Linked DNA regions of Homo sapiens: regions 2 and 3 are each linked to region 1. A link is an interaction called in ENCODE POLR2A ChIA-PET data of the cell type or tissue named here. Cell type or tissue: HepG2. All regions are shown on one strand.

The links. Peaks named below come from ENCODE experiments on the same cell type or tissue, not always from the same donor. Only the 100,000 strongest peaks of a DNase experiment are listed, where the experiment ranks them.
Region 2: POLR2A ChIA-PET joins it to region 1 with 6 read pairs; 1 of 35 experiments calls an interaction of 5 or more read pairs at or near these places.
Region 3: POLR2A ChIA-PET joins it to region 1 with 5 read pairs; 2 of 35 experiments call an interaction of 5 or more read pairs at or near these places.

The regions. Positions count from the first base shown.
Region 1 is chr1:146,386,249-146,388,748 of GRCh38, reverse strand. The region is part of intron 3 of LOC112268274 (a long non-coding RNA gene); the gene reads left to right. LOC100996756 (a long non-coding RNA gene) reads right to left here and starts at 2,202. Exons shown (of 2, transcript XR_159169.5): 1 at 1,427-2,202; 2 at 660-1,203. In HepG2, no CTCF peak of the experiment used is centred here; a DNase peak (open chromatin) is centred at 1,188; H3K4me3 peaks cover 808 bases.
Region 2 is chr1:148,037,674-148,040,173 of GRCh38, reverse strand. It overlaps RNVU1-7 (RNA, variant U1 small nuclear 7), which reads left to right and starts at 1,258; the gene lies at 1,258-1,421. RefSeq lists enhancers at 277-818, 845-1,381, 1,535-1,644, 1,382-1,917 and a silencer at 1,205-1,444. In HepG2, no CTCF peak of the experiment used is centred here; a DNase peak (open chromatin) is centred at 1,483; H3K4me3 peaks cover 500 bases.
Region 3 is chr1:147,236,811-147,239,310 of GRCh38, reverse strand. It overlaps a transcript of CHD1L not described here. Among named protein-coding and RNA genes, the nearest start is that of CHD1L, 4.6 kb to the left of the region's middle. RefSeq lists a cis regulatory region at 1,063-1,076 and an enhancer at 998-1,142. In HepG2, no CTCF peak of the experiment used is centred here; DNase peaks (open chromatin) are centred at 100, 1,010 and 1,560.

The DNA.
Region 1 (2,500 bases):
GGCGGATCACTTGAGTCCAGGAATTGGAGACCAACCTGGGCAACATGGCGAAACTTCAACTCTTAAAAAAACAAAACAACAACAACAACAACAACAAAACAAGAACAGAAATTAGCCGGCTGCGATGGCTCGTGCCTGTGCTACTCCAGAGGCTGAGGTGGGAGGATCGCTTGAACCAAGATCCCACCAGATACAGTGAGACTCTGTCTCAGGGAAAAATACAAACAAAAAAAAGAGGCTCTGTAAGAGGTGACTCCGGGGACAATGGAAAAACACTAAGGTTTTCAAGTGGTGTTAAAAGCCAGTAGGCCTTGGGGACCACTGAGCAATCTACAAAGCAGGGAAGCCTAGATCCCTGAGCTCTGCCCACCAAGTACCACCACAGCTAACATGAGAGACCTCCCCCACAGAGACTGAAATTTGCCTCCTGAGGAAACAAGTGACTACAGACATCTGTCCCAGGACAGTAAACAAGAAAATAAGGTCTCACAAAAACAAAAACAGCTGACCACACCATACAATCACTGAGACTGGGCCTGCGACTATAGATGAAAAAAACAAATGCTGTCTATTATTCATACCATGAAAGACCAGGGGAAAGCACGAACGCAGTCCCCTACTACTGTTGCGGGAATCAGGAGAACAAAGAGACCAACGGGTGGAACAGAAGGATTTTATTGAATGCACTCGGGCCTAGCATGAGCCCCGAAGAAAGACAGGGGGCTTGACTTTTATACACACTTCTGAAAGGGGGTTGGCTAGTTTGAATGGTGCAGCAGGAATTTGATGGTGTGAAACTCGCGGGGCAGGCAAGAGGGCTTACAGAAGCAGAAAGAAGGCAGTTAATCAAACTGTGACAGGTCTTGCAACGCAAGCACAGCTGGTAACCTTGCAGCTGCACTGAATGGAAATCAGGAACTTACAAAACTTGAATAATGACAAGTGGCAAGGGGGAAAGACAAGGCAGTAAAGACATTTGTTGTTTTTCCTCTTATACTTGCTGGGGGCGGACCGTGTTGACAAAGTCGCTGGAAATCACTGTCAGAGATGTAGCTTTTAGGATAGTATTGTCCAGGATCTGCTAGGCTCTATCCACTGCAGGCCTTGGTGGGGGGGAGGGGGGCCCTGCCAAGCACAGGAAAACTTGTCTTTTCGTTGTAACTTCTGCTTCGTTACTACAAATTACACAGCTGAGCTTCCCACCTTGGAGAAAATGACAGAACAGCACACTTGAAATGAAATAGTTGAGTCGGGTTTAAAAGGCATTTCAGTAACCATAATATCTGCCCTGCCACATAAATAAGATTGCACCTATCTCCGCCCCGCCACAGCTCCATACGCCTCACCCTTTAAACGCACAGTCACTTGCCCCAGCACCACTCCAGCCAATCCCCAACCACCCCCAGCCCTCCTAGCCCTCACACACAGCTGGGACTCTCAGGTCCGACCAGCGGTCCTGAACCCGCTCCCACGGCACGGGAAATCCTTCGTGGCGAAGCAGCAGCCCCTGCGCTGCCTCATCTACATAGAAACGCCCTATCGGTGATGTCACCGACAGTGCCTTTCCCAGTCTCCTTCTGCTCTTCCGCCCCACCCTCCGCCACTCAGCCTACCAACCCGCTGGGGGAGCCGACGGAGGAAGTGACGTCTGCTGTCCCACCTCTCCCTCCCGCCCTTGTCCTTTCCGGAGGTGCGCCCAGACCCCGCATCTAGTATCCCCCAAAGAAGCGACTACTTAACCTGTGTCCTGCGGAGGACCCTTCTGGCGGCCAGCTGGAAGCTGTGCGCCGGTCTTCAAATAGTGGCTTTTAATTCGCAGACTAGAACGTTTAGGATTACAAAGAAAACCGTTTCCTTTCAAAGCTGTTTATCTTTGTGAAGTAGCATTTTGCTTAAAATTGGAAGCCTTTGACTATCAGAGAGAAATCACATCTATGAAACTAGAGAGGCTGCTCAGATGACTGCAAACCAGCCATCCTTGCTGGTTTTACCAGTAGTAGTGTTATAAAGAATGTTGTCCAATTTCATGAGTCTCGTAGGTTTTTTTTTTTGTTTTTCAAATACAGTATTGTACAAAAAGGAAGCAGAATGTGGTTGCTGTCACAATGTAATGCCTCTCTGGGCCTGAGAATTTGGAAAGGCTCACACTCCTCATAAAAGTTCTCTTCTTTCCTCATTCTCCCTTTAGATAAAAAGTCTTTTTTTTTTTTTTTTTTTGAGACGGAGTCTCGCTCTGTCGGCGGGATCTCGGCTCACTGCAAGCTCCGCCTCCCGGGTTCACGCCATTCTCCTGCCTCAGCCTCCCGAGTAGCTGGGACTACAGGCGCCCGCCACCACGCCCGGCTAATTTTTTGTATTTTTAGTAGAGGCGGGGTTTCACTGTGTTAGCCAGGATGGTCTCGATCTCCTGACCTCATGATCCGCCCGCCTCTGCCTCCCAAAGTGCTGGGATTACAGGCGTGAGCCACCGCGCCCGGCCAGATAAAAAGTCTTTCTTGAA
Region 2 (2,500 bases), 1.7 Mb before region 1:
GATTAAAAGTAATCTGTTAAGCACCTCAAATAAAGTTTCCCCCAAATATATATATATTTTTTCTAAATTTGGACCACTTTGTTTCTGTCTTTGCAGAACATAAAGTGTTAACATGAGGTAAGTGCTAAGGTCTGGAGAAGGCCGTGGAAGAGATGACAAACTCCAGCATCATGCCCGAGTGTCCAGTGTGCTCTGCTGGGGCAGCATATTTGTACATTGCTGTATTTGAAAGAACCCTACAAGATTCCTGAAATTGGACCACCGTCCTTATAACACTACTAGTGGTAAAACAAGTAAGGATGGCTGGTTTGCAGTCATCTGAGCAGCCTCTCTAGTTTCATAGATATGGTTTCTCTGATATCGAACGGCTTCCAATTTCAAGTAGAATGCTACATCACAAGGATAATGATGTGAAGTGAACCAGTTTCTTGTGTAATCCTCCATGTTTTAGTCTGCGCATTACAAGCCATTATTTGAAGAAGGGTGGACAGGCTCCAGATTTCTGCCAAAGAGGTCCTCGGCAACACAGGCTAAGAACCGGCTTCTGGGCAGTCGTGATGGCTCACGCCTGTAATCTCAGCACTTTGGGAGGCCGAGGTCGGCGGATTACCTGAGGTCAGGAGTTCGGGATCAGCCTGGCCAACATGGTGAAACCCCGTCTCTACTAAAAACACAAAAATTAGCCGGGCTTGGTGGCGTGTGCCTGTAATCCCAGCTATGCGGAAGCCTGAGGCAGGAGAATCGCTTCAACCCGAGAGGCGGAGGTTGCAGGGAGCCGAGATCATGCGACTGCACTCCAGCCTGGGCGACAGAGCGAGACGGCGCAAAACAAAAAACAAACAAAAAACTACAACAGAAACACCCGCTTCTTTGGGGAAGACCATGGGCGGGGAAGAGAGGGAAAGGAGGCAGAGGCAGACATCACTGCCCCCGCAGGCTCTGGCACCATGTTGGTCGGCTGAGTGGCGGAGGGTGGGGCAGAAAAGCAGACCGGGACGAGGAAGGCGCTGTCGGTGACATCACGGATAGGGCGACTTCTATGTAGATGAGGCAGCGCAGGGGCTGCTGCTTCGCCACTGGCTGTTTCACCACGAAGGAGCTCCCGTGCCGTGGGAGCGGGTTCAGGACCGCTGGTCGGACCTGAGGGTCCCAGCTGTGTGTCAGGGCTAGGAAGGCTCGGGGGTGCGCGGGGCAAGTGACCATGTGTGTAAAGGGTGAGGTATATGGAGCTGTGACAGGGCAGAAGTGTGTGAAGTCATACTTACCTGGCAGGGGAGATACCATGATCACGAAGGTGGTTTTCCCAGGGCGAGGCTTATCCATTGCACTCCGGATGTGCTGACCCCTGCGATTTCCCCAAATGTGGGAAACTCGACTGCATAATTTGTGGTAGTGGGGGACTGCGTCCGCGCTTTCCCCTGAATTTTTGTAATGAAAAAATAGACTCCCCTATAAGGGTTATTCTTAAAACTGCAGTTTTGTGGCTTGGGTGGCATGTTAAGTGTTCTCCTTACAGTCGCAATGATGGGAAACAGAAAGTAACGTGTTATCCTCTCCGCCGCCGTGAGCTCTTTTAACACTAAGTGGCCGCAGGGCTCTTCTCTTCCCTTTCTACTTGGGGCTGCTTTTTGCAGATCGCTTCATAGTCTCCAGTCTTTTGGGTTCTCATGCTCTGTGAAAACCTTCGTGTTTTTTCATAGCCCCCAGAGTCACCCTTCACACAGCCTCTGCTTCTAACCGCAGCCTCCGCAGGAGTTTGTAGGATGTCTGTGCTAGCGGGGAATGTGTTCTCACCTCCTAGAGCCAGGGAAGAAACTACGCAGTCGGGTGCTGTTCTTTGGGATGAAAGCAGGGTCCCCGTTCGGTTGTTAACATAACACGCTTGCTTTCTGTAGGGGAAGGGAGGTCTCTCCCGGCGCCCAGGTGCCCTTGCTCATGTTCACCGAGGCCTGCAGGTCAGAACCGCAGTCTCACCTGTCGCCAGAATGTGCTGCGATCTACCCCAACTACCCGAACTACCCAGCAATAAAATAGGACACATTACGGAAACATGAAATAGCGTGGATCATCTCAAAAACATTATGCCGAGTGATGAAAAGAGTGCACCCTGTGTGGCGCCATCAAGGTGAATTTCTACAACAGTTAAAACTAACCTGTATAGTGACAGAAACTACATCATTGACTGCTGGCCTCAGGGGGAGGGCGGAACTGACTGCAAAGGGCACAAGAGGACCTTTTAGAGTAATAGACACGTCATCAAACTTGAAATGGATGCATTGTACCAAAGTCAACTCACACCTTAATCAACCTGATTGTAAAAGGGAATAAGAAAACCACTCCAAATCTTAATGTCTTCTACTTAATTTAGTGTACGTTTATCCTTAGAAGATTCCTTTAGAAAAATATCTCTCTAACTGTAATCGGGAGTTGAGGAATTCCTTCGTTTCTGTTTCTGTCTCTTTGTCTGCAGTTAAGTTCATGCACTATTAAATGGAATGTT
Region 3 (2,500 bases), 850 kb before region 1:
CGAATTAAGAGTCTGTTTATTTAGCCAGCGGCTGAGAGATGGCTAACGCTCAAAGTTCTCTTGGCCCTGAAGAAGGGGCTAGATTTTCTTTTATACTTTGGTTTAGAAAGGGGAGGGGGGGTCTAGTTAAAACAATTTTCCAGAAGTAAAGTAGGCAGAAAGTTAAAAGGATAAATGATTACCAGAAAGTAAACAGTTCTAGGTGCAGGGGCTTTAAGACTCTTACAAACTGATAGACGTGGGGCTTTGGGCGTTATCAATTGGACGAATTCCTGGGAACTGCGGATATTGCTCGCCACAGTATTTTATCAGTTAATTGAATTCTTGGATGTTCTGGGAGTCAGCTTGCACAAGTTATGTCTTTGAGGAAGGGGCTGCCAGTGAAAGAGCCAAGATGAAGTCTGTCTGGCTCTCTTAGCTAAGGGACAGTCAATTCAGGTGGAAACAAGGCTAGGTGATTAAAGGAAAGAGAGAATCTAAAAACAGGGTTAGTAAAAACAAGGTTAGGCATTACAATAGTATGCCCTCAATAAATATTGTTGAATGTTTGAATGAGGTGCCTGTGGAACAATTTTAAAATCTAGGGCATATGATTGTTATAACTTTGAAGTACAGAGAGTGCATTTCACAGATGGGCAAACCAAGGCACAGAAAGTTTAGGAAGCTGGTCCAGTGTTTTCTGTGAGTCGTGATTAACTCCCAGAATAAAATTTAGCCTCAACTCATTTTTCATTCATTGTTCAGGTTATACAATCATGCTGTTTTTGTTAATTGTTTTATTCCTCCACAGAAAGGATATGTCCTTTGGCAACAGCAACTCCATAAGATTAATGCTAACCAACTAACACTGTCAGTGGGACTTAGCATGTGCAGACATTACCAAAACAAGCATGGATTAAGCACAGATTAAGAAACAAATTATGTTTGCTGTTTGTTGTATCCTTGCTCTGTTAGGTAACATCAGGGCACCAGTTAGAAGCACCTAGTGAGTCAGATACGGAAATTGGATAAAAGCTGTGACCAAAGTAAACATTTATTCAGACCTCTTGAGTAAATGAACTTGGAACTTTGAGCTTAGGTTAGAATTAGGTCCGTGCCCATGGGTGGAAGATTTTTGTGCTGGGATGAAAAACACTTAACTTGGGTTTTCTTTCTTGCAAGAAATGAAAAACTGTGTTTTGACTTTTGATGCCAGTATACCTCTTTGTCATGAAATAACATGTAATAAATTTAGAACCCAGAAAGCCAGGGAAAATATACCACAGTATAGAAGTATAGAAAAAAAGTAAGTTGGTTTCACAGGACTCTTGCCCAGTCACCTCAGAGAATTGCCACTCCCTTTTACTATCAAAGGTAAGGTTGTAAAATAGTAATATTATCAAGTTAATCTTTGAGAACATAGTTTAGAAATTGTAGGCATCAAAATTTGCCCACGGTCTTTTTGCTTGAAAGGACAGTGTTTTCCTTTTTAACTGGATGCCTTTTGACTGTCATGCCATGCCATCACATTGGTCACCCAGAATTTCATTCTTTATGTTCTCCAACCAGCAGTGTAACGTTTATGCAATCTGCCCAGCTAGTCCCTGAAGGCTTTTGAGTTTGCCAAACTGGAAATTTAACTTTTGTGACATATTGATGGCAGTGACGGCCTATCTAGAGCAGCTGCTGTCATGATGCCACTTGCAATGGGGGTGGCACACCAGGGCTGCCAGCTCCATGGAGCTGGGGGAACCAGGAACAGGTGGAGGCCCTGCCTCCTTCTGAGTTGGCAGGGCAGGAGCTTCCTGCTCCCCAGGTACAGCTGTGGCTGCCCAGCTGCAGCTGCAGACCTGGGCATCCCTGTGCTCTTTGGGGCTAAAAGCAGGCAGGAGCCCTACCCTCTCAGGCACAGCTGCAGCTGCCTGAGTCATGTCCACCAACTCGGCCTCCCTGTGCTCTTGGGTTCCTGGAGCAGGCAGGAGCCCCACCCTCCTGGGTGCAGCTATAGCTGCTCAAACCACAGCTGCAGACCTGGGCATCTCTGCACTCTTGGGGGCCCTGTAAGACCTCCCACCCCATTCCTGCAGGCTAAGAAGTGTCTCCTCCCATTGCCTGGCCTCTTTCTGCTCCCAGCACCCACTCCATTCCCAGAGCAAGGTTGGAGCTGAGGCTGGGTGCTATTGCAGCCTGGCCAGGTGTGCACCCACTCCAGGCAGCACTGACACATGGCTTTGGCCCCCTCAGGACTTTGGGTGCCAGCATGGGAGGGAGGCCAAGGGGGTGCTGGGGCAGCTCAGCCTCTGTGCTTGCCTGCAGGTGCCCCTTTGCACAAACAGTTTGGGTGCTGTGAATGCCAGCAGGAGGCAGTCTCCTGGGTGGAAGGGAGCAGGTCACCGGTGAAGACCTACCCTCAAGCTGGGGAGGGCCTGAAGCCTGGAGGCTGGGCTGCTGGTCCCAAAAACCAGAGTGAGAACTTGTGTTTTATCTGGGTGCCTATGGACCAGTTGGCGCACACTTCCTC